Regions from separate parts of the Mus musculus genome. Here region 1 is linked to region 2. A link is a loop called in an ENCODE intact Hi-C map of the cell type or tissue named here. Cell type or tissue: left cerebral cortex. All regions are shown on one strand. Each heading gives the region's core, and the rest is flanking DNA. Links, peaks and the distances in the headings are about the cores only.

The links. Hi-C counts contacts between places; a loop is a spot of excess contacts. Peaks named below come from ENCODE experiments on the same cell type or tissue, not always from the same donor. Only the 100,000 strongest peaks of a DNase experiment are listed, where the experiment ranks them.
Region 1: a loop joins it to region 2, with 2.3 times the contacts of the local background. A loop is called at or near these places in 11 of 42 quality-filtered maps.

Annotation. Positions count from the first base shown.
Region 1 is chr1:157,327,645-157,343,167 of GRCm38, forward strand. The region is part of intron 1 of Rasal2 (RAS protein activator like 2); the gene reads right to left. Among named protein-coding and RNA genes, the nearest start is that of 2810025M15Rik, 77 kb to the right of the region's middle. In left cerebral cortex, for the core only: no CTCF peak of the experiment used is centred there; a DNase peak (open chromatin) is centred at 7,383.
Region 2 is chr1:157,374,583-157,390,105 of GRCm38, forward strand. The region is part of intron 1 of Rasal2 (RAS protein activator like 2); the gene reads right to left. It also overlaps the pseudogene Gm6058. Among named protein-coding and RNA genes, the nearest start is that of 2810025M15Rik, 30 kb to the right of the region's middle. In left cerebral cortex, for the core only: no CTCF peak of the experiment used is centred there; no DNase peak of the experiment used is centred there.

The DNA of each region.
Region 1 (15,523 bases), core at 2,495-10,494, 49 kb before region 2:
ATTATTACTTTGCAGTCTTTCCACTCTGCTCCCTTTCTTGCTAGAGCCAGGCTGCTTCTGCCACCTATAAGCTTCCAGGGGCTTTTCCAGATTGGAAACAGCATATTCATTTTTCTTCCTCTTGCTTTTGACTGAACCACACCATGGATAAATCTTTAAAGTTGTTCCTATCTCTGAATTTGCATAAGCAGGTTCTGACAAAGATCTTCGATAGCTTGGAGGACAAGATGAGGTTTGTTTCTTAAAGATGTTTATCTTCCAGGACTCCATTTTTCAACCCTTCAGGACTGTTTCTTCTACTCTGTAGTCTTTACCATTGAACCACACTTGTCCGGGCAGTCCAAAACATTTGCCTGTTTAAGCAGCTTTTGTGTGGCTTTGAACCACAGCAGATGTTGCTGCTTAAGAGCTGGTGTCATATTATTACCCCATTTTCCCAGATCTTCAAAACTCCAGTGACACCTAAAAATCTCTTGCCTGAAACAAATTTTCTTCAGGGTACAAAGAAAAAAAAATTTTCCAAAGAATCTTTGCTCTTCTTATAGTATAATGTTCATCCTATATCAGAGAATGATTTTTTAAAGAAGTGAAAAGAAGTGTCCCCCCCCCAAAAAAACCCCACAAAACCACAAGTATCTTTATGAACCAATAGCAATTAGTGTACTGTGCAAATGACAATAGATTAAAAATAAATTGTAGAATGAGTACTTAAGTTGACACAGTCAAGGAAGACAGACAGACAGACAGACAGACAGACAAACAATTGCTAACAGTCTGTGTTTAGAGCAGCTGCTCCTTAGCATAATTTTAAAATCTGTATTTCAGAAATTTAATTAAAAACAAGTTGAGGCTATTTATGTTATACTCTCTTAAATATGAATTCACGCTGTCTTCTACCTAGCAGGACAAACCACAGTTTCAAGCTGGCACTGCAGTAGGGGTGCGTATGTTTGTATGTGTACCTGCCAAAATTTCAGGTCATTTTAAGTGTAAATACATTACAAAGGATTAAAAAGGCATAAATGGGTGGAGAGGGGCAGAAACTGAGGACATGTGATATAAAACATTGTAAAGAAAAAGAAAAAGAAAAATTGAACCCAGTTGCCTTATATATTTTAGGCAAGCATCCTACTGTTGATACAGCACTAGTCCCTAAAAAAGAAACTCTTGAGGCAAGTTCTGTGGCAACTGGAAACATAGGAACAGACATATTTAAATAATTTGTAGAAGGGAAAAATTTGCTATGCAAATCTAATTGAAATAAGTTAGTTGGAAAAACACCATCATTTAACCAAAGCTACTCCTTTCTGCTTCTTTCTGCTTCTTACATCTTTCTAAAACGAGCTGACTATTTAACATTTTGTTAAAGCAAGTACCTTATACTGAACCAAGATAATGACTGCCAAAATTTTGGCTAGTTGTATTTTTTTTTCAACAGTCTGCCCATAAACCCCTGAAAAATAAGGGTTTCAAATGGAAAGCATGACAGACATCAGACCACCAATAAAAGAAATACAGCAGAGCAATCGAAGTCGCTTTGTAAACTGCATGAAAAAGATTTCATCTGGAAAACTTAAAAACTACCCATTTATTTATAAAATGTATACAATGAAAAACAGTTCTCATACTATTTCTACTATTATTGTAAGAAGTGTAAGGAAATTTCATGTATTTATTTCTTCATTTCAGCATATCAAATGTTCTATTTCTGTTACCACAAAGACATAAAATTCATTTTTCTTTGTTTACAAATTTTCCAAATTTGTTCATTTGTATAATAAAGAAATGTTGAGATACTTGGGTTTCTTTGTTGTTATTATTTTGTTTTTTGAGTTTTTTGGGGTTTTTTTGGTTTTGGTTTTGGTTTTGGTTTTTTGGTTTTTTGGTTTTTTTTCGAGACAGGGTTTCTCTGTGTAGCCCTGGCTGTCCTGGACCTCATTCTGTTGACCAGGCTGACCTCGAACTCGGAAATCTGCCTGCCTCTGCCTCCTAAGTGGTGGGATTAAAGGCATGTGCCACCACTGCCCAATGATACTTGGGTTTCTTAAAAACACAATATACCAAATTAGAAGGTCTCTGAATCATATAAATTTATCTGTATTTAAAAATAAGAAATGAAAATGTATACAAAGAAGCAAGTGATTATACCCTAACCTCTTCTGTGACACAGTGTGTAGTCTACAACAGTGCTGTGCTAGGAAACACACTTCACTGTAACTATCAGCACTGGAAAGCTAAAAAGGTATGCCTGCAAGAAGGCAAAGAGCTTCGAAGATACGAAAAGAAAGAGCAGGTTACAGGAAATCCTTAATAATTATGAATTTCATAACTTCTGCTCAATAGGAGGCCCCACTGATAATATTGACAAGCAACATCAAAATGGCAGAAAAGATTCACAATATAAACATCCCAAACTGTTTTATTCTTCCACAAACATAATAAAAAGAAAAACTAACTCTTTTAAAAGTAAATAAAAAGCCTTCACTGAGAAAACTTAGCTAGGCGGGATGGAACATTTCTGAAATTCCAGCACTTGAGAAACCAAGTAAGAAAGAAGTGAGTTCAGGAATAACGTGAGCTAAACAGTGAACTTACGTCACAATTTTTAAAAATGACTAACAAACACATGAAAATTTTCTTTTTTTAATTATTTTCTCCATTTACATTTCAAAAGCTATTCCCTTTCCTCGTTTCCTCCTCAAAAATCCCCTATACCCTCCTCTTTCCCCCTGCTCCCCAACCAACCCACTCCCACTTCCTGGCCCTGGCATTCCCCTATAGAATCTTCCTGAGCCCAAGGGCCTCTCCTCCCTCTCCTCCCATTGATAGCCAACTAGGCCATCCTCTGCTACACACGCAACTAGAGACACAGCTCTGGGGCATTCTGGTTAGTTCATATTGTTGTTCCTCCTATAGGGCTGCAGACACCTTCAGCTCCTTGAATACATACGTTCTCTAGCTCCTTCATTGGGGACCCTGTGTTCCATCCAATAGATGACTGTGAGCATCCACTCCTGTATTTACCAAGCACTGGCATAGCCTCACAGGAGACAGCTATATCTCTTGTTAGTTAAAGAAATGCAAATCAAAGGCATAGTAAGAAGGATCAGCAGGTAGAACTGTCAAAATTGTTATCAGAAACACAGGCAATACAATTAAGTTTAACATGCACTTACAGTACAATTAAGCAATTCTGCTATAGGTATTTTTAAAAAGAACCTTTAAAATACATTTGCTTATACCTGAATTTCCAAATTACAGCAGTTTTATTTATAATAGTTATAAAATTGAAAGAATGCAATTGGGTAGAGCAATAAAATAGATAAATTATGGTATTTTCATACAATGGAATACTACTTAGCTTGAAAAAAATGGCAACTAATTCATAAAACATAAAACATGGATGAATCTTACAAATACTATTCCAACAAAGGAACACAAAAAAACACGACTACAAAATTTTCACTTAGGTGTAATTATAAATCTGATTTTTTTTTTTTTAATGTAGAAAGTAAAGAAACAGGGAGGGAAGAAGGCAGAAAGGAAGGCAAAGAGGGAAGAAAGGGGGAGAAGCATTCCCAGTGAAGAAGGTAGTGGTAATCCATAAAGACTCATCTAATTATTCATTTACAATTTAAATATATATTTTTTTTAAAGTAAGCAATACTGAACTCTTAGTCAGTGGGTGTGCTTATCCAGTATCAGAGATTGGCAATTCCAAAACCATGTTCTATGTGCCCAAGGGCTGTGGGAAGACTGATTTACATTGAACAAAAAATAGATGAATAGGCAAATGAGTGAACAAGTAATTGAATCTCACTAATGAAACAAACTGACTCTATGTGCTGCCTGAGATAATTAATTGTGAAGGATATAATACACAAAATGAAAAGCAAAACACATTGACAATGCAAACTGAAAACCATACTGAGGGGTGGGCTACAAGTGTCCTCTGTAACAAAATGCTTGCCTAGCCTATACCAGGCCTTAGGTTTGATTTCTTAGTCTTCCTAAAAAAGAGAAAAGTAAAAGAAAAACAGTAATAAATTCAACTTACAGAAGTAACTCCTTGCTTCAAAACCTCAAGATAAGGATACACGAGAACGATAGAACTAGTTCTCACTAAGTCAGACTGAAGAGGGGTGAGGAAAAGCAATGCACAACATGTATCCATCCTGGGTGTAGAAAATAGCTATGACAAACAACGGTGGGAAAGTAGACAAAACTTAATACACATTACAGACTAGTTATTACCAACATTTAAAACTTGTACTTTTAGGGCGAGAGAGATGGTTCAATGGCTAAGTGTACTGGGTGCTCTTCCAAAGGACCTCAGTTCAATTCCTAGCACTCACCTGGTAGTTTACAACTGTTTCTAACTCCAGTTCCAGGGAATCAAGCTGATGTACAGATACACATGTAGGCAAAACACTCAAACATATAAAAAAAAAATTTAAGGAGAGCATGATTTTGCTAAAGATGGTCAATAGTACGTCATCATACTAGAATGGTGTGCATCAAAAATTTTAAAAACCCTGTGATTCAGGGTAGAATTTCTATTTTAATTTTTATATGAAATTTTATAATAAATATGTTTTTCTGGCTTTGAAAATATAAAATCTTAATAAACACATACTTAAAAACTAGTCACAGTAAGCCTGTTGGTGGTGGTATATGCCTTTAAGGCCAGCAAGTACATCAATGAGTTTGGGGCTAGCCTGGTCCACAGAGTGTTCCAGCACAACCTGTGCTACCAAAAAAAAAAAAAAAAACCCAGTCTCAAAAACAAAGCAAAAATCTATTCACAGAAAAGTAAAAACTTTAACCTACAGAATCAGAATTAGGGGGTGGAAACATGAACAAGTCATTGTAGATCAATCTTAACCAAGCTTTTTAACAATGCAAAAAGGCCAGAAAAAAAAAGAAAGAAAGAAATTGCTGTCTAAAGTTAATAGCAAAAACACAAAACATATCCTAATTTTCATTCTAGGAATATAGAGCATGCATAATTAGCTTTTAAAAAAACGGATCTAGATGTACAGTTGAAAAATTCTGAGTTAAACAACTTACCTATGAAATTTAAATCTTAGCTATTCTAGCATTATTTGGTTTAGATCCTATAATTTGTTTAAAATAGACTATGAGTGTCTCATGATATCTTTATAGATTTATTTCAACTAAGGGAAACAGATGAAAAAGCAGAATAGAAGCTCTCGGTTTACAGTCTGCCACTACTCCCTATCTGATAACATACTTTTGTAACAGAAATTCTATTCTACTTAGCCCACAAACTCTGTTGTGTTAAAATACATAAGCTTTACTAAATTAAAAATATAATTCTGTTACTACAACATAATAAAATATACTTCTTATATTAATTCACAGAAAGCTTTAAACATAGGATTTATTTTCTAATACCCTAAGGACATCTTTGAAAAATACAAAGTCCTTGTTTATAGGAAGCGAAGTAATTAACAACAAAACATCCCCTTCCCATCCCGTATCACTGGGGCACATCTGCTTCCCAATGGAGCACTTCCTGTGGCAAAAAAATAAATAAAATAAAATAAAATAAAAAATAAAATAAAATAAAATAAAATAAACTCTACCTCCTTTTTAAGAATCAGATCTAAGAGGCACACCTTACATGTACACATCTGCCTCTCTCCAAAGAGACAAAAATATCTAGAAGGGCTAAACACTGATTTTTAAACAGACAAGAATTAGAATCCCTGATATTTTTTAAAAATTAATATTAATATATTTAAAAAAATAAAACAAACCTACATAACTCCTAGTCCCCAAATTATATTCTTTCATTAAACACCCTTCCCCAAAAAACTTCTACTGTTCCCGCAACCTCCAATCTCATCTCTTTCTTCCAATTCTAAATAATTAGAAATTTTCAAAGCTGAGTCCTTGGCACTATATGTCAATATTCATGTCCTGAAGCTGTCATTCATCACTATCACATCTATTTATACTGCCAGTTTAAACTTTGTATCAAAATTCATTCAAACTAATATTTTCTTACATCCCTGATTCAAACGCATAGAATCTACCCTGTAGTCTTCCCTTTAAAATCTGGCTCTCCTCTCATCCTATATCCAGCCAGTTCTACACCCACAACTGTTAGTGATTTTTCTTCTTTCACCATTCAGTATCTACATGAGTCTTACTGACTTCCCCTTCCAGGTTTTACTTAAACTATCTCACCATTTCCTCTAAACCAATACAAGATAATGTCTCACCTAGATTATAGTAGATGTCTAAATTAGCCACATGTAAAGCATTTTCTTGTTTTAGTGAGAGTATCTCCCAGTGATGGGTGTATACATGTGTGCAAGCATACCTATAACCCCACCTACTTAAGAAGCTGATATGGGTGGGCTATTTGAGCTCCTAAGTTTGAAACCAACCTAGGAAAGGTAGATAGATAGATAGATAGATAGATAGATAGATAGATAGATAGATAGATAGATAGAGTGATAGGTGTAAGATGGATTAATGGACAGATGGTGTGATAGACCCAGGGGGTGGCAATATTAGGAGGTGTGTGGCCTTGTTAAAGTAGGTGTGTCACTGTGGGCGTGGGCTTTAAGACCCTCTTCCTACCTGCCTGGAAGCCAGTCTTCTCCTAACTGCCTTCAGATGAAGAGGGAGAACTCTCAGCTTCTCCTGCAACATGACTAACTGGACACTGCCATGCTCCACCTTGATAATGGACTGAACCTCTGAACCTGTAAGCCAGTGCCAATTAAGTGTTGTACTTGTAAGAGTTGCCTTGGTAATGGTGTCTCTTCATAGCAGTAAAACCTTAACTAAGACAGATAGACAGACAGAAAATTACTTAAAAAATTAATTCACTCTACCTTGTTTAAAACCTTTTGGTGGCCTATTATCTTTCTGATGATACAAAATTCTTTAATGTACAGCCTGGTCTCTTTTTATTCCACAACTTCAAACTCCTTAAAGACACATCAGTCTATTAGTCCTTCCTACTTATCACTGTCCTTTTAAGGGCAGGCATCTTGCTCATACTGTACACCCTATAAGTAGATGGCACAGGATCCTCGGGATCCTCCGTTCCTTACAATCTAGTTTCTGATTGTAACTGAAGCATTACTTTCTGCAGCAAGTCTTTCCTAACCAGGCTAGACTCAACAATGGTTGCTTTCTGTTCCATCATTCCGTGCTGTCCACAGACCAGACTAGAGCAAGAAGGATTTCTACTGGAAGTGAGTCAACATGGCTTTATTTCTCTGCAGACTCTCTGACAGTGCTGATACCAACTGCTCTGCCATAGATCCAGATTTCTAGAACAGTCTATAATGTCTGCTTTGGGACATAAAATGCCCAAAGGGTAGCTTTTCTACAGCTGTTCAGCTTCTATTCCTTAGAAAAGCCACTGTTCGCTGGTTTACTCTAATTGCCAATGAGGAATGTTCTGCCTAAACACAGTCTTAATGAACAAACTAGCAATTACTCATGCTGGTAATTATCCAAGCAAGCTGAAAACTCATGTCCACCCAAAAATCTCCACATCAACGTTTAAAACCTCTTCATTCATAATTGCCAAAACTTGGAAGCAACCACAATGTCCTTAATTAGCTGAATGCATAAGTTAACTGGAATACAGCTGTATAAAGGATTATTATTCAGTTCTGAAAAGAAATAAACTATCCATGAAAATTTAAAATGCATATTATTAAGCATTTGAAAAAAATCTCTGTTTTATGATTTCAACAATATAACATTCTAGAAAGGCAAATCTCTGGAGACAATACAAAGATCAGTATTTGCTAGGATCTATAAAGGGTGTCAGAGAATGAACAAGAAGGGCATGGGGTTTTAAAGCACTGAAAACCCTGCACTTACATTGTAATCATGGATACAATTCAGTATATATTTGTATAAAGCCATAGAATACATCACACAACAAGTGTACTTTATGTGGTCTATGAACTTTGAGTGGTATCAGTGATGTATCAGTGTTGTTAATTTATCCACTTTAAGATTAAACAATTGCTGCATTACATGCTGGTAAACGATGGTGATCAGAAGTACCTAAGAATCTCTTGTATTTTCTATCCAAGTTGTCTTTATATATTAACGTTCTAAGCACTAACATACACCCTTTTTAACATTACTGGGGATAGAACTAGGACATGCAAGGCAAGCTTTCTAAAATTGAGCTGGAGTTCCAGTCTTTAACACATACTTTTCTTCAAAATGAGGATAGCACTTCTTATACACAAATTAATGAATTCTTATTTCAAAAGAATGGTTTAAAGCCAAACAACAAAATAAAGCAATTGCCTTGATCAGATATTCTGAATTAGGCAACCAAAAAAAAAAAATTAGACACGAGTAACTACAGGACTGAGTAGATAACCTACATTATTTTCACCGTAACTGTTTGGACTAAATATTCTATTTTAGATCAAACATCATATTCCTATTTTAATTTTAAAATGTTCATTTTATAGTTACTGTTAATCTGTATCTACAAATGCCTTCTTCAATTATGAATTTAGGGATTAGAAAGTAAAAACAGATCATGAGGAATATAAAAGGAAAAAACTTTTCTCTGGTTTATGGTAACAGTATCATTATTAACATGCAATGAGCTGTTTTAGCCTTTTCTAAAGCATAAAAACAAATATATTTCTACATCTAATTTCTAGCCATTCATATAGAAGACAAAAATAGAAAACACAAACTAAACTTGGTTAAGAGATTACTATCTCTCTTTTTTTTTTTTTTAAGATTTATTTATTTATTATATGAAAGTACACTGTAGCTATCTTCAGACACACCAGAAGAGGGAGTCAGATCTCGTTAGGGATGGTTGTGAGCCACCATGTGGTTGCTGGGATTTGAACTCAGGACCTTCGGAAGAGCAGTCGGGTGCTCTTACCTGCTGAGCCATCTCACCAGCCCCAAGAGATTACTATCTCTTAAGAGTATAAAATTCTGTAACTAAAGTAAGACCTTATATTTTTTAAGGATTTCAAAATTAAGCCAACCTCTCCTTTAATTCTTAAATAATTAACATAAGATCCAAAAGCATTTTAATTCTATTCTAAATAATTATTTATGATTCTATGCTAAAGGGCAAAAAAACATAATCATACAGATTTAGTTGCTCTAAACTACTGTGTGTGTGTGTGTGTGTGTGTGTGTGTGTGTGTGTGTGTGTATGTGTGTGTGTGTGTGTGTGTGTATCTGTAATATATTCTTAAATACATAACTACAACCTGCTCAGTCTGTACAATGCTGCTTTACATAAGCTTTCAGGGATAACCATTTGATATTAGAAAACCAATTGGGGTAGAAAACCAATTCTTTCCTGGGACAGACTACATTTAAAAATCAGAAAGAGCACAAATAAATGACTTAATAACACAAACTCAAACATTTGGAACACATATCTGATTTAAGATTCACTGTATGAGATAGAACCTATATCCAGTGCTGTTTGGGTGACCAAGAACCTAACACAGTAAGGTAAAACCAAAGTAAGGTTTTACCTAAGGTAAAACCAAATACTATTGTTCTATAAAGGGAACATAGCAATAAAATGACTCCTAATGGCATTTTCCAATACTCATAGACCAGGGCCTTGCTCAGCCATCATCAGAGAAGCTTCTTCCTTCAGCTGATGGGAACAATACCGAGACCACAGCCAGACAGTATGCAGAGTAAGAGACTCTGGACCAACGGTCCTAAGCAGGGCTCCATCGAACCCTTCCCCTTAGGACTCAAGGAACCCTGTTAAAGAGGAGGAAAAAGTATAAAAGCCAAAGGGGATAGAGAACTCAAAGAAAACAAAGCCTCCTAAACACAGCAGGACTAAAACATATATGATCTCACAGAGACTGCAGCATGCGCAGGGCTGCATGGCTCTGCACCAGATAGTCTTACAGTTGAAAGGGGAATGAACACGTGCCCCATCCCTAACCCAGAAGCTATCTCTAATTGATAACCACTTGTTAACAAAAAGTTAATTTTCTCGAATAGAGTTTCACTGGGGAAACAAACTACTCTTAAGATGAGGCCACATGCCCAGCAGTAAATGGCCAACAGCAAAATAACTCAACAGCATCTTTAGGGGTTCCTTGTCTCATTATAACATATCAAGGTTCCTGGTTTTTTTTTAACTTTTATTTACTTACTTATCATTTCTTTATGTATCATTATTAGTTTATTACCATACAGGTTTGGCGTATATGTGATGGCTTCCAGTTTTGCATTTTCATGGTGTTCCTGAGTATGGAAACCACATCTTTCCCTTGGACTCCTGTTTGTTTGTTTATTTGTTGTCTTATTCCAATGTATTTGTTTTATTTTATTATATTTTATTACAATCCCTTATAAACCTGCTTGTTTTCTAGAGAGACAGAAAGGGGGTGGATCTGTATGAAAAGGGGGGTGGGGAGGAGCTGGGATGAGTAGAGAGAATATAGATCATAATCAAAATATAGTATAAATTTTACAGAAAAAAATCTATTTTCAATAAAATAAAAAATAAATTTGGAAAAGCAAGAACTCAAACCCAAACCCAGCTGACATATCAGAGCAGGGACAGTTCAACAATAAACCACATAAATGGACCTAAAGATAAAAATTACATTATTATTTCAATAGATGGAAAAAAAAAACCTTTAACAAAATTTAACATGTCTTCATGATAAAAGTCCTAGAAAATGAGGATTAGAAAAAACACACCTTAATATAATAAAGGCTACAGATGAGAAACCCACAGCCAACATCATTCTAAATGAAGAAAAACTTGAAACATCCACACCAAAGTGAGGAACGAGACAAGAATATTCACTATCCCCACTCTGTGAATTGGGGCAGTTGGAAGATTTTTTATTACTATTTCAATCTTCTCACTTGTTATAAGTTTGTTTAGGTTGTTACCTTGTTGGCATATTTTGGAAATTTGGCTAAATCTAGAAATTTATTTTTTAAAGGTTTTCCTCCTTAATGTTATATTGCCTTTGAAAGTATTTCCTTATAACATTCTGAACTTCTTTAGTGTTATGTTTCTTTGTGTTTACTTATGAGTCCAATAATTTGCGTCCTCTCATTCTTTTAGTTAGTCAGGCTAGCCAAAATATTGTTCTTGAAGCACTGGCTGGAACAATCCGGCAAGAGAAGGAAATTAAAGGAATACAAATAAGAAAACAAGTTTTTAAACTAACCCTATTTGCGGATGGCATGATAGTATACATCAGAGATCCAAAAACTCTACCAAAAGATTTCTAGAAATGATAAAGTCTGTAGTGGGACAGAACAAAGAATCAAATGTCCATTAACATTCAAAAGTCCATCAGCTATTAGTAAATTCTTTAAAATATGCAAGACTTGGAGAACACCTTAATAGTCAAGCTACAATAAAAACCATACAGAGCACTCTGAAATACCGGCTATCTGTTCAATTACTTTTCTTTTCATTGCTCACTACATTATGAGTTTGGCAAGTTCTTTGTAATTAAAAAAAAAGTATTTGTCAAACTTACTGTATTACTGTATTGTAATATAGTAAATTGGTTAAATTTTCATTCTGCCTCTTTCCCTTAACTTCTACAATCTCTCAGATTCACTTTAACTTCACTTTATCATTATTTCCCAAAGCACAGACAATCTCTACATGAACTAGAATCCTGGAAGCCAAGATGAAAGGTCCTTAGAAGCCTTATACAATACCTCCTCATTTTATTTATAGCTCAAAATGAAGTATAGAATTTTAAAACATCAGGTCAAACATTTGTTCAATGAGCTCAACAGACATGCTGAAGTGATTCATTATTTTCTTGGAGTGGGACTCATTGAGGATGAATAATAATGCTTTTAATATTCACCCATTACTTCGGGTTCCCTTGGGGAAACACATATGCATACTGAGAATAACTAGGAGCCAGAGTATAGCAACAGAGAATGAGGGGCTGGGAAAGCAGACAGATGAAGCTCTAAAGAAGAAAACAAAACAATTTCCCCAGGTCTAATAGTTATGAAAGGGTTTCAAATTGAAAATGGAGTTTGAAGAGGGAAATAACGATTCCAAGCTGAGAATACTTCAGGAAAAGATAAAGGCAAAAGCATCATGATATATCTCACAGACGAATAATCTAGGTGCAGTATATGAATAGTTATAATGGTATACAACAACTTGAGGTAGACCAACAGAATAGTGAATGAATCTTCCTAAAGACTTTCAAAAACATTTAATAAAATGGAAAGTAAAAAAGTTTATGCAGACTAGAAATGTGATCATGTTGGTGTTTTTAAAGAAAGATCTTTCTGCTAATAGTCAGGAAATTAGATTAGCAAGAGATAAGGATCAATAGAGGGAAACCATCTAGGATATTACCAAAGGTGAAATGGTGAGAACCTACACTGAGAGAAAGCCAGGGATTCCACTGCTGCCTCCGAGACACAGAAAAGACAAGAAAAACTAACCAGATGATCAACTGCTTTGCTGAGACAATCTAGCTGGACATAGTGGCACACGCCTTTAATCCTAGCACTTTTCAGGCAGAGGCAGGCAGATCTCTGAGTTTAAGACCAGCCTGGTCTACAGAGTGAGTTCCAGGACAGCCAGGACTACACAGAAAAACCCTATCTTGAAGATAGAAAGGGATAGAGAGATAGAGATATACAGACAGACAGAGACAGAGACAGAGACAGAGACAGAAATGATACTGGCATCAGAGGCCTGTCTCTGCTGGGGAATTTTACTATGCAGAAGAGGTCCCAGAAACTGAATCGTGCCTTTGACAGGCATTAAAGGCTAGAGTGATAAAAGTCAGAAACTAAAACCTGGTGGAGATGAAAACCCCAGTCAATTTATCTTTTTCCTTTTAGTCAATCTTGAACTTGGACTCCAATAGTTATACCCTAAGCACACAAGTAAATGAAAGGTAAGAAGCTTAATTTTACATCTTCTAGGTAATTTGTAGGTAATTTGTCAAGGTATCCTGTATTACTATACTAGCGTCCCTGTGATCTGGCTGAAGCAAGCAAAATCTTATTAAGAGAAATGTAAGAATTAGTTCTAGAACTAAAAGATCAAATTTAACTTTTAATATTAATTTTAATTAATTTTGCACACAAAGATAAGCATGTAACTCCCAAGTATCATGGTGTAATGTGGGGGTCAGAGAACAACTAGTCCTCTGGTTTGGTAGCAATGTCCCTCTCCATTGGGCTCTCTTCAAACCATAGATGTGTCCAACTTGTGGTGCATTAATTGCACACATCTCAGGATTATCTGTAAATGTTGCTCACTATATTTGTAGATGATAATAACATATTGCAATGCCAAATTATTGGACTCTATTGATTTAAACCTTCAGGCCAAATATGTTTCAGAACTCACAAGATTTCAGAACAAGAACCTGATATATATATATATATATATATTATATGTTACAACATAACAGCAATATGGTAGGGCAACACCTATTATCAATTTAAACAAAATATAACAATTTTCATACTAAATGAAACAAAGTGTCACTTCATAGCAGGCTGGTCCAACAAATGAACCATGAAAACCCTTGTTGTCTTGTTTGAACATGATTAATTTTGAAATTGCAAATAAAAGATTATAATTCTGTATAATGTTCAGAACACAAAGATAATTAAATGCATGAGGAGACAAGATATCATGAGCACTACAAGTAAAATCAACAGACTATAAGAATATAAAATGTTGGCAGAGACATCACATAGAACACTCATAAAGTTAAGTTTATATAATTATTTAATTACAGCATATAAGGCAATAAAATTCAAATAAAAATTATCAGAAAAAACTACAAATTAAGAACATTGATATTATGCAAAATATTTTATGTAAGCATAATACTAAATTTATATGTAGCAAGTTAAAAGGTATAATAACAGGTTTTATGATGAAATACAAGCCTAAAGTGATCTAAAGGTTGGGAGTAAAGACGTCAGTAGTATTGTATTGCTAACAAGATAAGTGATCCTGATAATAAAAGGAGCCTGATTTATGACTGCTTCTGATCTTCAATTAAATAAAACATTTAGGAAAGGAAGTCACTTTAAAAGTTCTCTAAGGCCGGGTGTAGTGGCGCACGCCTTTAATCCCAGCACTCAGGAGGCAGAGGCAGGTGGATTTCTGAGTTCGAGGCCAGCCTGGTCTACAAAGTGAGTTCCAAGACAGCCAGGGCTATACAGAGAAACTGTCTCAGGAGAAATAAAAAAAAAAACAAAACAAAAAAAAAGTTCTCTAAGATCTGATATGGTCAGCCATTTCACATAAACGTCTACCTTTTCATAAGCAGACTAGTTTTTCATTGGTATATTAATGACAAAAAGATCCTATGTGTAACTGGTTTTTCATTAATTGCTTAATTAATATTAGCATTACAGTATACAAGACAATAAATGTATCAGACAATATTTTCAACAAATAATCTTAGTATTGTCCCTTTTTGTGATGTATATATGACAGGTCTAGATTGTGTGTAGACAATTCATATTACTTTATGAAACATCATTATATATCTTTTTTTTCTTAAAAAAGCACATGCGAAATTAAAATAGCAAATGCTTAATTGTAACTTTAAAAACATTTTATTGATTTGTTGAAAAACTCATGAAATAATTTTATAAATTACTTTTATTCTTCCTGTATATACCATAGATAGGATCGATTTATTCAAGGCTAAAAACAAGATACTCAAAATTCAAATTTCAGCTTTTTAATTTATATAATTTTTTTCAATAATTAGCTTAAAGACCATCTCTATTTTCAATATTTTAATTCTATCATAGGCATAAACAAATATTTTGTTTTAGGAAACATTAAATCCTCCAGTTTAAAATCCTGCAGAATGAATCACCACCTATGGAGTGCATGGTCTACTATGTGTCCTTAATGAACCAAGTCCAATCATCACGAGAAACACAGAAGGAATAGCATTACAAGTCTTAGGGTAGTGTCCTGGCTCCCTTTCATAAGGCTCCTCCTGGTGGTTTGGGCTAAAATTCTACCTCCAAGTAACTGCAAGAGATTATTTACTACAGAGAATGTTTATGCACCACTTTGCAATTTGATTTTTAATTTCACTCTGCTACAGTTACTTTTTAACATGTTTTAATGAGTCTGAATACCTCCAAATACTCCATCCAGACTTGTTTGGCAATACATTTTAATAAGCGAAAAGCACCATAAAGAAAATGAAAGATTATTATTCCTTTTTGTCTTAAATTAAATGCCTATGGCTCAGTGGTATTAGCTCGCACTGTTTAATCTAAGAACTCGGGAGACAGAGGCAGGCGAATCTCTGACTTCAAGGACAGCCTGGTCTAGATAGTGAGTTACAGAACAGCCAGAGTCACACAGGGGAACTCTGTCATGAAAAACAAAAAACAATAAAATTTACATGCCTATAATAGTCTATATACCCTTTATTCATTTATATGTTTTGATATGGCTATACTTATACTTCAGATTTTATGAAATCCATTTTTTGAG
Region 2 (15,523 bases), core at 4,369-12,368:
AGCACAATTCCCTTCTCCTTGAGGATAAATAGGCTGAGTGACTACTAAGGAAAGGGACAAGGCAGAAGTGACAGCATATGATTTCTAAAACCAGATCGTAGGAAGAATCATGGCCTTCCTTGCTCTGTTTTTTATTGTTGTTATTGCTGTTGAATCAATTATTCGATGAAACACTAGCAACCACCATATCCCAAAATTACTCAACTAGCTCTATGAAGCCAGCCATAGGACTAAAAGCCCCATGGCAACAGACAGTGAAGAAGTGTTCCGCTAACAATGGTCATGTGAGTGAGTACCCTTACACCTAAACAAACCTTCAAGATGACTGGAGTCTGGTCACATCTTCATAAAACTACATGAATTTATGAGAGTGTTCCTCCACCTACCTACCCACTCCCATATCCCCGCCCTCGATTCCCCTATACTAGGGTATCTATTGAGCCTTCACAGGACCAAGAACGGCCCCTTCCATTGATGCATGACGAGGTTATCCTCTGCTACATATGCAGCTAGAGCCATGTGTACTCCTTTGTTAGTGGCTTACTTCCCTGGGAGATCTGGAGGGTCTGGTTGGTTGATATTGTTGTTCTTCCTATGGGGCTGCAAACTCTTTCAACTCCTTCAGACCCTTTTCTAACTCCTCTATTAGAGACCCCATGCTCAATTCAATGGTTGGCTGCTAACATCCGCCTCTGTATTTGTAAGGCTCTGGCAGGGCCTCTCAGGAGACAGCCATATCAGGCTCCTTTCAGCATGACCTTCTTGGCATCCACAATAGTGTCAGTAACTGTATTTGGTAACTGTATGAGGAACACCCTCATAGAAGCAGGGGGAGGGAGGATGTGATAGGGTATTTCCAGGAGGGAGGGAGGGAAACCAGGAAAGGGGAGAACATTTGAAATGTAAAAAAGAAAATATCTGTAACTCCTTCCATGCGTGTTTTGTTCCCAATTTTAAGAAGGGGCAAAGTGTCCACACTTTGGTCTTCGTTTTTCTTGAGTTTCATGTGTTTTGCAAATTGTATCTTGTATCTTGGGTATTCTAAGTTTCTGGGCTAATATCCACTTATCAGTGAGTACATATCATGTGAGTTCTTTTGTGATTGGGTTACCTCACTCAGGATGATGCCCTCCAGGTCCATCCATTTGCCTAGGAATTTCATAAATTCATTCTTTTTAATAGCTGAGTAGTACTCCATTGTGTAAATGTACCACATTTTCTGTATCCATTCCTCTGTTGAGGGGCATCTGGGTTCTTTCCAGCTTCTGGCTATTATAAATAAGGCTGCTATGAACATAGTGGAGCATGTGTCCTTCTTATCAATTGGAACATCTTCTGGATATATGCCCAGGAGAGGTATTGCTGGATCCTCCGGTAGTACTATGTCCAATTTTCTGAGGAACCGCCAGACTGATTTCCAGAGTGTTTGTATAAGCTTGCAATCCCACCAACAATGGAGGAGTGTTCCTCTTTCTCCACATCCTCGCCAGCATCTGCTGTCACCTGATTTTTTGAACTTAGCCATTCTGACTGGTGTGAGGTAGAATCTCAGGGTTGCTTTGATTTGCATTTCCCTGATGATTAAGAATGCGGAAAGGATGGACCATCAGGGGACTGCCATACCCGGGGATCCATCCCATAATCAGCCTCCAAACGCTGACACCATTGCATACACTAGCAAGATTTTGCTGAAAGGACCCTGATATAGCTGTCTCTTGTGAGGCTATGCTGGGGCCTAGCAAACACAGAAGTGGATGCTCACAGTCAGCTATTGGATGGATCACAGGGCCCCCAATGGAGGAGCTAGAAAAAGTACCCAAGGAGCTAAAGGGGTCTGCAACCCTGTAGGTGGAACAACAATATGAACTAACCAGTACTCCCCAGAGCTCGTGTCTCTAGCTGCATATGTATCAAAAGATGGCCTAGTCGACCATCATTGGAAAGAGAGGCCCATTGATCTTGCAAACTTTATATGCCTCAATACAGGGAAACATCAGGGCCAAGAAGTGGGAGTGGGTGGGTAGGGGAGTGGAGAGGAGGGTATGGGGGACTTTTGGGATAGCATTGGAAATGTAAATGAAGAAAATATCTAATTAAAAAAAAAGAAAATATCTGCAGGGCAGTGGTGGCACTGGCACACGCCTTTAATCCCAGCATTTGAGAGGCAGAGGCAGGTAGATTTCTGAGTTCGAGGCCAGCCTGATCTAAAGAGTAAGTTCAAGGACAGCCAGGACTATACAGAGAAAGCCTGTCTTGAAAAACCAAAAAAAAAAAAAAGAAAGAAAGAAAAGAAAAGAAAGAAAAAGAAAAAATCCAATAAAAAATACGTGAATTAATAAATGTTCATTGATTTTCTAAGTAGTTATGTTCTGGGATAGTTTGTTAAACAGCAACAAAGAAGGGATTAAGGAATCACAGAACTATTAAATGTATCACATTATTTTCATCTCATTCATTTTCCTTTCTTAGGACTCATCAAAATCCCAGAAATCAAGACAGCTATTAATGTAGAAAAGGTCCCCTACATTATCCTGTTCTATCCTTCCCAGTTTTGACAGTCACTGATAAAGAACATAATTTGCTGAAAGGTAATGAGGTCCCCTTGAGACACTGAGGATGGCAAAGGAGATAAGATGCTGTGACAGAATTAGATGGTACCCAGGCTTCTCTAAATTTACTAACTGAAATGACTTATTTAAATTCAAGCCTCGGAGAATCCCCTCCTCTCAGTCTTACATGTGCCCTGTAAAAAGACTTTCATCAGGAACACAGTGAAACCTATATCCAGAGATTTTTATGGAAAATCTAGTAATTTCAAACACCTATAAGATAGAGTAAATATCTTATAAGATGTACAGAATGAGATTTCAAAACTGTGTTACATAGTAAGGTTAAAAAGCAATTTAAATTATTATTTCTTCCACCAAGTAAACGCCTCACTCCCCTCCACCAAAAATATTTTTTTAAATAGAAAACTACATTTTCTGGGAATACTTTAGATTAAAAAAATATATAAATAACCTCCTACATATATTACACAGAGATCTGCCCTGCTATTCATAAAATTCTCAAGCTTAATTGTAGCTGATACAATGTCAGTCAAGTGATCAGGAAAGGCAGACAACAGGCTTTTTGTCTCATGCAATGGTAACAACACATACACACACGGAGTTGGGGGGAACAGAGGGAGAGAGAGGAGAGAGGGTGCTGACTCTTTGAGCAAGTTTATAAAGGGGATGGGAGTGAGTTAAGGAAGAGAAGGAACAGGGAAGTAAAAGGATGAGACAAAGCCATGACCTTTAACAGATACCAAACTGTCCTCCCCATCCCTGAGGTAAGGCAGACATTATTTAACAAGAGGAGGCACAGCATGGCAACTGGCAGACCTTGGCAACAGAGATGTGCAATAGGGAAATGGACAGCATTCAGCTCTACAAACCACCCTAATGCACAGATCATTTCCCTGCTTAATCAAACTCTTCTAAAAGCTTTATTTAAATTTCTGAATTACAAAATTGATAAAGCAACAATTAAAACAAAAAGACATACAAACCAAAGAATTATAACATATATCCTCCACATCGCAAGAAAGGTCCATTCTACTGTTCAAATTCTATCAAGTTAAACATTTAAAAAGATTTCTCAAACATTAAACAGGTGTCATTCAAAACAAATACAAAAATTAGATCTCATTCATCACTCATTTCCCTGGAGCACTATTTATTTGGGTTTTTGTTTTTGTGTGATTGATTGGTTTTGGCTTTTTAGTTTTTGACATTTATAAGCTGATTTTTTTTCTCCATTGATTTATTTCTTCACTTTACATCCCAATTGCAGACCCTTCCTCTCTTCTCAGCCCCTTCACACAGCTCATCCCCCCTGTACCCCTTCCCTTCACCTCTGAGAAGGGGAGGTCCTCCCTGGGTACCAACCCACCCTGGCACCTCAAGTCACTGCAGGAGTAGTTACATCCTCTCCCACGGAAGCCAGACAGGACAGCCCAGTTAGGAGAGCAGGTTCCACAGGCAGGCAACAGTCAGAGCAAGCCCTTTTTCCTCCAGTTGTTGGGGACCCTGCATGAAGACCAAGCTACATATTTGCTACATGTGTGCTGGGGGGGGCTAAGTCCAGTCCTTGTGTGCTCTTTGGTTGGTGGTTCAGTCTCTGGGAGCCCTGAAAGGTCCAGGTTAGTTGACTCTGTTGGTCTTCCTGTGGAGTCTCTATCCCTTTGGATTCCTCAATCCTTCCCCTAACTCTTCCTCCACAATACTTCCTAAGGTAGAATACTCCTTGTACAGTACTAAGTTCTAATTTTCTCCTTTTGAAAGAGGATTTATTTATATGTTAAAAATAAAAATTTCAGAACACACAAATATTTTCTCTCATATCCAGACTTCAGTTCACTCTGTCAGGTAATACACAATACATTTCTACAACAAGATAAAAACACAACCCAATTTTACAATAGACAAAATATATAAATCAACATTTTATTCTTTAGTAAATAGCTACACATATATCTAAAAAGGAACATAAAGCAGTATTCAGCATCATTACTAAGCAGAAAATTACAAAATAAAACTAGCATAAGAGAATACATGATCCCCAAAGATGGTCATTTATAAAAATAAATGGTTCAGGGTAGAGACTATGGGTTTAAAACCCAGCACAGAAAAAGAAGGAAGCAAGAGAAAAAGGGGGCAAAAGGAAAAAGGGGAGGAAGGAAGAGAGGGAGGGGGGAGAGGGAAGCAAACAGTAAGCAAATTACACTTCAATAAAGGTGTTGAAAAGAATTTCCAGTAGTATATTCCAAATCATAAAAACTTAATTGGCTCTCTTCTTTCTGCTGTAATTTACCAATTTGAGACACTTGGTGACTTTTTTAAAACTGCACAAGATAACATATATTTATATTATCACTAAGTAACAATCAGAAAACTGAAACATAGTAAGGTTCAATAGTTCGTTAGTCAGCTACCAGCCCAAGGACAAGACTAGAATCTCAGCTTATTTAACCTCAAACAAAACTGACAAGAACTTTCATTTCTTTACAAAAAGCAATATATATTTCGTATATAGATTAATATTTTTGAATTCTGGAATTTTCAAAGGCAAAAAATCATTTACATACTGAAGAGACCATGTTTGGTAGTGTCTGAAGGAAGAATACTTTCTTGAGTTCTGAAGCCAGAGGATTGATAAAACTTCTGTGAAAATGAAGGCACTGAACCGGGGAGTCTTAAAAGGCCCTTCCAATTTTGTTCTACAAAATGAAATCTTCCACCAAACAGGGAAGGGAAATTTTCACAGCTAATTTCCTGCAGCTTTAGTAATTTAGTCAAAATAACAATCACTTGCTTCCTTGTTCTTTTTAAAAATTTACTAACAAGTAGGATAAAGGTAGTGTTTTCTATCTTGTCCTTTTATTCATTAGTCAATTTAAGTGATGTTATCTTTACATAAGTTTCCTGATCAAAGGCTGAGGAAAAGTGTGTTCACAGAATGGGGTTATATACAGAGGAAAAGTTTGTACTATGGAGCAAGTATAGAGAAAACTAATGAAACACTAACGGCCTTTTATAGAATGTTTTTATAGAAAATGCCACAACAGTGAAAATAACGAAGTTACAAAAGTAATTTTCATTGTTTCCTTTTTAAAATTTGCACTACATTTATCAGGCAATAGTTCCAAGAAACATGTACTCAATAATCTAGCCTGAATCTATAAAAAAAATCATAGAATGCACCACCAATGACAGGAATGCTGTTGTCCTGATTCTTTCCAGTAAAGCACAAAGTTGATACTGCTTTTGTATTGGCTCACCGGCCAATGCTTTGCCACTTCCTTGTACCCTTAAATGTTACCTTTTCAGAAGAGAAGACAATTTCCTATGCCTCTGTTTAAAAAGTTACACAGATATGTACTAAAGCTGCAGAGTAACTCCAAGGCCAGAGATAAAACCTAAACCTAGCTAACTACACTATCACTAAGTGCTGGACAGTAATGACTGCTTTAAAGACTTCTGAGAAGTCTGTTTTCCGACAACTATCCTGTGGCACAGTTTACAAAACTGCAAATATTAAAACCAATCATTGTAGGTTGAGTTTAACTCAGCCTGTAACTTGTAGGTCACATGTGACTGAGCCAAAAGAAGTTCTTTTAGAAGAACCAAAGAATTAGGCTGTGGTCTGCCTTCTGTAGCTCACAGAGAGAGGTCTATTACCGTGGGTGATTTAAGCGGGCATTGCCTTCTCCTGTGCTGAGGTCTGATTCAGGCTTCAGGACTCAATCAGTTTGACTCAGGGAAGTCATAAGGCCTCAGGCTGGAAATGACAGCATGCTGTGTAATGAATGACACACACAGTCTCTGAGCATAAACCTGAAGCATTAAGAGTGTTACTAAAGGTCAGACACAGTGGTTAATGCCTTTAATCCTAGTACTTGACAGGAAGAGGCAAGACTGGGACTCTGTGAGTCCCAGGCCACCTGATCTTAAGTAGCAAGCTCCAGGACAGCCATGGCTACATGGAGAGACCCAATCTCAAAAAAAAAAAAAAGAAAGGTTAATAAAAGTTACTTATGGGAACTAAATAAATATTAATGCTCCCTTCTCTTTTCTCTCCCCACCATCTCCCATAGTTCATGAAGAACTTTCAAAACGTAAGGAAATTTTTCTTTAAAAGGCAAGAAAGTTGTACAATTGCATACATCCTTAAAACTGTACGCAATTTCCGTTAAATACAATTTTAAAAAAATAAATGTTAATGAAAATCCCATTTATGTACAGCTACATACATGGCTAAGTTTTCTTTAATGTACTAAAAGAATATTTCTGCGTCTCTTACCCAATAAAGAATGCAAGATGTACAGCACATGGTCCATAGTGCTTCTCAAGGTCAAAACCACAGTCCAGCTAGAGTTCAGAATCCTGACTGTATCTTACTATGACAATCAAGCCAGAAAAATGGACTTTTTTTCTACTTACAGCATTTTACTGCACCCTATACCTGTAAACATATGTGTTATATACCTAGGGGGCTGAGGGCATGGCTTAGTTGGTACAAGTGCTTAAACCTAAGAATACTAGTTCTACCTCAGGCACCTATGACTTAAAAACAACAACAACAACAAAAAAAAAAAACCCAGAGTATGGAAGCACGCAGCTATAAACCAGCACGGGGAGGCATGCTGGCCAGCCAATCAGTGAGCTTCAGGATCAAACCCTGTCTCAAAAGAGAAAAGTGAAGTGCTGCAGAGATGGCTCAGTGGGAAAAGTATTTGCTGTGCAAGCATAAAGACTGATTTAAGAGGCTCAGCATGCCGGGTGCACACCTTTAATCCCAGCACTTGGGAGGCAGAGGCAGGCAGATTTCTGAGTTCGAGGCCAGCCTGGTCTACAAAGTGAGTTCCAGGACAGCCAGGGCTACACAGAGAAACCCTGTCTCAAAAAAAAAAAAAAAAAAAAAAAAAAGAGTCTCAGCACTCACATATAAGCCAGGCACGGCTGAACGCTGCTGTGACCTCAGCCCTGGGGTCAAGAGTGGTGGGCAGGACGTGAAGATGGGAGTATTTCTGAGACTTGCTGGATAAACAGCATAGTTCTAGGTTCAATGAGAGATCCTGTCTCAACAGAATAATATGGAAAGTAATAAAGCAGAAAATTAGCCATCTTCCTCTGGCCTCCACATGTACACAGGCACATAGATGTGCACACACACCACACACAAACATACACACTTAATTAATTAATTAGGTAAAGAGTGATTAAATAAGACTTCCAATGTCAACTTCTACTCTCCTCACATGAACACAAATTCATGTATACACACACACACACACACACACACACACACACACACACACACACACACACAAAAACCTTGAGACCCAACATCTCAACTAGACAACTGTTGGAGCCACGAATCACATCTTCTACCTCCTAGTACAGAATACGGGAAACAAGAATAAGGGAGGCTCTGGAGGCAAACCAGGGTTTAAATCTAAGTTTCACTAGTTTAGTAACCTTTTATATACCTCTCTTTTCTCAAGTGCAAACCAGAAATAACAGCATGTGGTATTGTAAAAACTAAGAGCAATAAACTCTGAGTGGCTGAAAACACAGTTCACATAAGCTATTAGTCATAATCATCTTTATCAATATAAACCCTAGCAACACGTTTTGTTAGAAACTCAAGAATCAGTCTATTGGTAATATGATCTCTCTCCATGATGGTATAATTTGTGAGCAATAATCTCTACTGTTCTAGAATGCCTTCTTAAATTCCTCAGGATGTTAATTATCCTAAAGTATAACTTCACACAGCCCTATATATTTTTAAAGGAATTGAAAAATAACTAAGTAATAGAACAAAGACTTCACCGTTTTGTTTTGTTTTTTTTCTGCTTCGGTTTCACAGTCCTGTTAAGTCTAAGAAAACTGAATTATCGCATAATCCAGTAATTCAGAACTCCTTAAAGATTTGTACAAGAAAAAAGATATTTGTTCAAACAAAAACCTACACATCAAACAACAAAATTTTAGGCTTGTCCACACAGAATATTAAAATGAAGGGAAGAAAATGTTATTCTTTTAAAAAGTAAATTAGATTATTAATTTTAAATAACAAAATGGAATACTTTTAGAGGTCTTTTTCATAATGTTAAAAAAGAAAAGAAAAGAAAGAAAGCAATTGCTACCAAATCATAATGATGACCCAGGCAAAGGGGCACACACCCTAAGTCTCAGCTACTTGGGAAGCTTAAGCGGGAGGGTCTGTTGAGCCTGAGTAGTTAAAAGCCAATGTTGGCAATATACTGAGATCTCATTTCTTTCTTCTTTTTTTCCTTTTTAAGGAGGCTTTATTGTTAATTATTTACCTTAACAGTCTCAGAAAGAAGAACAGGTACTCAGTCCAACATGATTTGCAGTTGGCAAAATCTAGTGAGGCAAGTGTTCTGATTGCTAAGGATTTAATCTGGGTGCTTTTAATACTTAGCCATCTAACACTTGAAACATAATCCAGAACAATACATCAGCCTCTCCTTTTCACTTTACTACCACACCTACCTCCCTTCATTATGGAAATATCTTCATTAAATATGATTCCCAGAGGACAGGTTCCCTGGAGCATATAGCCATGAGGTCAGTGCACAAAAAGAAAACTGAAAATCAAACTCTGTATGATAATTTACTAATCTAAGGAAACAAAACCTTCCAATATATTAAGAAATAAATCCAGTTACAAATGCACTAATGGATCTGTGTGGGGGCTCCGGCGGAGTAACTGAGAACAGCCAGCTATTTAAAAGAAACACAAGCAAGAAGGGTGCACCTAGCTCAGAAACCAAGTGTTCTCTCCGCTGTAGGCCACATACAAGAGAAACCCTGTCTCGAAAAAACAACAACAAAAAAACAAAACAAAAGAAAAAAGAAAAAAAATCCATCTTCATCTTCTTCTCATAAGGCTATCCCATCGTTAGGGTGGACTGTGGGGCTGTCTTGTCCACACACAGGAAGATGGCGTCCTCGGAAGGAAGCTGGATCCTTTTCCTGATCATCCACATGAACTAAGAAGCCACGGTGATGTCCGACGGGACCAAGTACTTCCTCCTGTCAATGTCAACAATCTGAGAGCCGAGACTTTTTCCACGATCACCGGAACTTGGTCGGGGTACTTCACTCTGATCTTTGCAGATTCCATGCATCTGTGTTCCAGCGAGTGGTCCTCCTTAAACATCCACTTCATGGGGGTGGGAAGTGATGGGACTTCGGCGAAGCGACCACAACCAACATCTTATTTCTTTTTCTTTTCCTTTCTTTTCTTTTCTTTTCTTTTCTTTTCTTTTCTTTTCTTTTTTTTTTTTTTTGGTTTTCGAGACAGGGTTTCTCTTAAAAATAAATTATATGAGTCGGGCAGTGGTGGCGCATGCCTTGCACTTGGGAGGCAGAGGCAGGCTGATTTCTGAGTTCGAGGGCAGCCTGGTCTACAGAGTGTGTTCCAGGACAGCTAGGGCTACACAGAGAAACCCTGTGTGAAAAACCAAAAAAAAAAATAAATAAATAAAATAAAATAAAGTAAAATAAAATATATGACCCAGCAATTCTACTCCTGGGTATACCCCCAAAAACTCCAAGCAAGGATTGAAAGATTATTTGTGTACCAATTTTGATAGCAGCAAGACGTACAAGAGCCAAAAAGTGTTAATACCCAAAGCATTCACCAGAAAATCAATGTCTAAAAAATTATGACCAACGCATACAAAGGAATATTATTCAGTCTTATAATGACTAGAATTAGATACTTGCTTCAATATGAATAAACCCTGAAAACATTTTACAGAGGGAAATAACCTAAATATAAAAAGATAAATATTGTATGATTCTACTTTTCTGAAAGTACCCACCACAGTCTTTAAAAATTAAAATTCAAAATATGTAGTTATCAAGAGCTGTGAGGATCAGATAATGGAGAGTTACTATTTAATGGACACTGAGTTTCAGTTTGTGAAGCTAAAACACTTCTGGAGACGACAGTAAAGGCTGCAAAGTCTGAAGGGTACTCAATGGTAATAACTATATACCTCAAGACAATCAAAGTAATACTTTCTGTATTATGGTGTCACTCTATATTTTATAATAAATTTATTCATGACATTTACAAATGACATGTAACTATGATTGATTGATTGACGGAGACAGGGCCTCATTATAGTAGCCCCAAACTGGCCTCAAATTCATGTTCTTTCTGCATCGTCCCCTGAAGTGCTAAAACAATATAATGTCACACAGACATTCAATAATCTCTTTGGAAAGTGGTTTGGTAATTTCTAATAAAATTAAATATATAGCAGATGTCATAGTACACACCTGTAATCCCAAGACTTTGAGGCAGAGACAGTAAGTTCAGAAGTTCAAGCCCACACACAGCTTCATGAATCTGACTAAAGATATACAAACAAGCAAGCAAACAATGAATAAAGTTAAATATATTCTTTATCACATTATCCAGTAACTCTGTACTCCTTAGAGACTTGCACATCAGTGATTATAAGTATATTCACAAATGTATAAAATAAAGCAAATGTTCATTAACTTGTAAATGAACAAGCTACAGTAAGTTCCCACAACAGAGTATTGCTTGGCAATAAAAAGGAAAGAAATACTGAAACAGATAAAAAAAATGAAAACAGAAAAACTCTCAAATAAAAACACATTAAATTAATATGACCAGAAATATAAAGATACATAACTTACTATTTCATCTAGGACACAGCTGAAAAAATGCAAAAGTATAACAGAAATTAGATCTATTGTTACCAATGGCTGAGGATTATTTTTTTAAAGTGGATCTACTATAAAGGAGAATAAGGATGTTTTTAGGAATAATCAAAAAATTTTCTCACTTGATCGTAAGAGTTGAAATGAATGTATCATTTGACCAAGTCATTTACCATACATGTAGACAGAAGCTTTACTCTTTGTAAATGTATGTACATAAACAAATACATAAAATTCCATCATCAACACAAACCTCTGCTTCTACAGTATGTTTTCTTAAAATTTACTCAATAAGTAAGAGAAACGGCTGGCCCTTTAATTTTACTCCAAATCTTAGATAGGACCTTACAGTAAAGAACACAAAAGTAAAAATATTTTCTCTTCAATGTGCATTTTATCCCCAAAGCCAAAGAGTTAAACTCAGATTCTGAATAAAATAGAATTAAGTAAATCTTCAAGAAATTGAAAAAGTGGGTTAAGACAAACATGGTTTGTAAACTTACCTTACAAACCAGTAGCCATATAAACAGCATGCCAACCAGGCCCAAGTTCTATAAACTGCTAGGAAACCTCGCATCTTCCCTTCCTTCCTACACTTTTAGTTTAAGGCCAATTTTTTTTTTTTTTTTTTTGGTTTTTTGAAACAGGGTTTCTCTGTGTAGTCCTGGCTGTCCTGGAACTCACTCTGTAGACCAGGCTGGCCTCGAACTCAGAAATCCACCTGCCTCTGCCTCCCAAGTGCTGGGATTAAAGGAGTGTGCCACCACGGCCGGTGGCCAATTTTTTAAGAAGTGGCATCTAGAAAAGGGCTAGGAGAGTGGACAGGAAATGGGGATCAGAAGCAAGTTGAACACAAGTTTATCTGTATTTCCTTACTTCAACAGGAACTAAACAGTTTTTAGAAGCATTACAGTACTGAGCCAAACAACAGAATTGATACAGTGGAAGTCCAAGTTTCAGCCTCAGCAGAAACTAATAATTCATTAGTGCACTAATTACATATTAGGTTGGCTTCAAGTCTCTAAAGTTCTAGCTGATTCTTACATTAAAAACAGATTGGGCTGGAGTGATGGCTCAGCAGTTAAGAGCACTAGCTGTTCTTCCAAAGGTCCTGAGTTCAATTCCCAGCAACCACATGGTGGCTCAAAACCACCTGTAATGGGATCCAATGGCCTCTTCCAATGTGTCTGAAGATAGCAACAGTGTACTCACATACATAAAGTACATAAATAACTCTATTAAAAAAAAAAAAGATTCTTGCCTGTCTACAGAGATCTCCTAACCTAACCACCTTAAGTAGGAAAGCAATACACGCAATCTGAGCAATCTTCTCTACCAGGAGATCTCAAACCTTAGCACACACCTAAATTACCTAGGCACTTGTCAAAATGCAAAGATTTAACACAGCACTTAGAAATTGTGACTAGAGGGGGAGGGAGGAAATTCTAGGGCATCTGGTTTTTAGCAGATATGGCAGGTAGTTGTTTTAGTGATCTGAAGGAATTATTTTGGAAAACAATGGTCAATCAACTGAATCAGGAACTCATGTTGTATCTGCTTAGTATGAAAACCTGGTATTCTCCATCCATAATCTACACACTATTTAGCATTACTATGAGCCTATGGTTGGCTTGCTTAAGATCCAAAAATAAATTTAAGTAGAATCTTCAAATGCATTCTGTGCAAAGATAAAATGAATAGCTGACTATAAATATGAAAAATCCAAATCATTACTTTCTGTTTTAATATTTCAAGAAATACATAAAACATGCCCAAAAAGAAATCAAAACGAAATATTTCATGGTTCTGAATACCCTGGCTCTTTGACACGTTATTTTTCATATATACAGAAATTTGCCTATAACAGATAATACAGTCAGTTCATAAACTAGTCTTTTTTATTGATTTTCTTCCTGCATATTCATTAAGATACTTATAGGACAGAACAGATAAATAAATGCCTGTTTGTGCTATTTTTGATATGTAATCATCACCGTTCTTCATTACTAAATATCTAAAAATATTTATCAAACCCCATATCCATTTGATCTCCACTTTTTTTGAAAGAAGCACAGTCAGAGCAAAGAGCGTCACCTCTATCTGACTTCATGGACTTCCCGGCTTTAATCAGCTCTGGTGCTGGCTTTGTAAGACAGATGAGCAGGCTTACATTTGTCTAATTTCCCCCTCAAATCAGAAGAAGCCAGATTGATGATAAAGCATATTGATGTTTTCGTATGTGCCTAACACTTCAAGCTAATTCTGCTGAAGATTTTATGAATGAAGCTGGTGGCTCATTCAGCCATTATCTCGGCAGTAACAACAGGAGTCAGCTCCATGGACTCCATGCTCTCTTGACAAGACTCAGAGTGCCCTTTGTCTTCAAGGTACAAAGGACCATAAATAAAAAGAGGCAGTCTAATAATGACTTTGTCCTATACAAAGGCTTGCCTCTTAGACATCTGTCTCTAAAAGCTGCCGCAGAAACTCGTAAAACAAAAGCAACTTCAGCAAAGTAAACCCAAAAATGAAATGTGAATGAAAAATGCTAAATAAAAGGGGGAGGGGGAACTAGGGCCAAGTCTGCTTGGTTTGCTGGTGTTGGTTTTTATTTTTCAATTATTATTATTTTTGTTTTCAGTTACATACAAAGTAATATAAGTCAGGTAGAGAGAGGTTTGTGGTCTGAGAAGGCTACAACAGAGTGTAAGAGACAGAGATATTAGAGATATGAGCTTTCTGCTAGTAGAGAATTGACTGGAAAATTATGTCTCTGAGTGAGTCACACTTCTTTGAGTCTCAATTTAGTAATCAATATTTGTATCTATTTCACAAAATTACTATAAAGGACTTCCAAAAATGTCCATTATGATTTCACATACTATATATTTTGGTATTCTGTCTGGACTCCACCACACCACACCCCCGTTACCTGGCAACAGCCAGGTATGCTCTTCCCCACAGTTACCTGGTAACAGTCAGGTAGGCCTGGCCCACTATAAAAGGGGCTGCTTGCCCCCTCCTCTCTGACTCTTGTCTCTCTTGCCTCCTATCCTTTCGCTCCCCCTCTCTCTCCATTCCCTTCTCCCCTCTCTCTATGTGGTCATGGCTGGCCTCTACTTCTCTACTCTCTCCCTCTCTGCCTTTCTCTGCCTCTACTACCCTCTTAAATTCCCTCCCCATGCCCTAAATAAACTCTGTTCTATACTATACCATTGTGTGGCTGATCCCTATGGGAAAGGGATGCCTTGGCAAGGGCCCGCTGAGACACTCCCTTCCCCCACATCTCACCATACCTCATAGAACATATCTTAATATTTATTTCTCTTTTCACAACACATATACCAAAGCAACAGAGACACCTGTAAACACAATATAAAGTTTTCATTAAAAAACAAAACAAAACAAAAAACCAGGAAATTGGAGCAGGCAGTAAGAATTTACTCAAGAAACCTCTGAAGGTGAGCTTAATTGTAAAAATATTAAAATGAATAAAATTCTCTTTTAATAAGCAATATTCAATACAGCAAAGGAAAAAGGACACATGTGCAATAAGTAGGAGGCAAGGGCTTAAATGATGGAAAGTTATATAACAGATACTAAATAAAACTTAGTAGAGATGCTGGGCGTGGAGTCCCACACCTTTAGTCCCAGCTCTCGGGAGGCAGAGGCAGGTAGATTTCTGAGTTTGAGGCCAGCCTGGTCTACAAAGTGAGTTCCAGGACAGCTAGGGCTACACAGAGAAACCCTGTCTCAAAAATACAAAAACAAAAACAAAAAAACAAACAAACAAACAAAAAACAAACAAATAAAAAAAAAAGCCTTAGTTGAGAATAGAACATTTCTTATAGCCACAGTGGAGAAACAGACAAAGAGATATCAAGAAAGACTTTAAGGAGCCAGAAATGTATTTCTATAGCATAGCATGAAGCTATCTCCCTGTACCCTGGATTCAATCCCCAGAACCAAAGAAAAAGAAAAAGAAAAAAAAAAAAAAAGACTTCAAGGAAAATGTCTGATTTATACAAGGTTATAATGGATGAAATAGACAATTCTCTGAAAAGAAATGCTTCTAGCTCACCCGTGGAAAACTGCATCTGCAAACAATGTCAGGATCCTCCCTAAGTGTTTATTCCCTGTTAAGACATTGTTACATTTAACAAATCTCCCTATACTACCCCCACATCTCCTGCCCATCTATTTCTTTACCAAGTCTTCCTAATTTTAATCTTCTAAGTATCTTA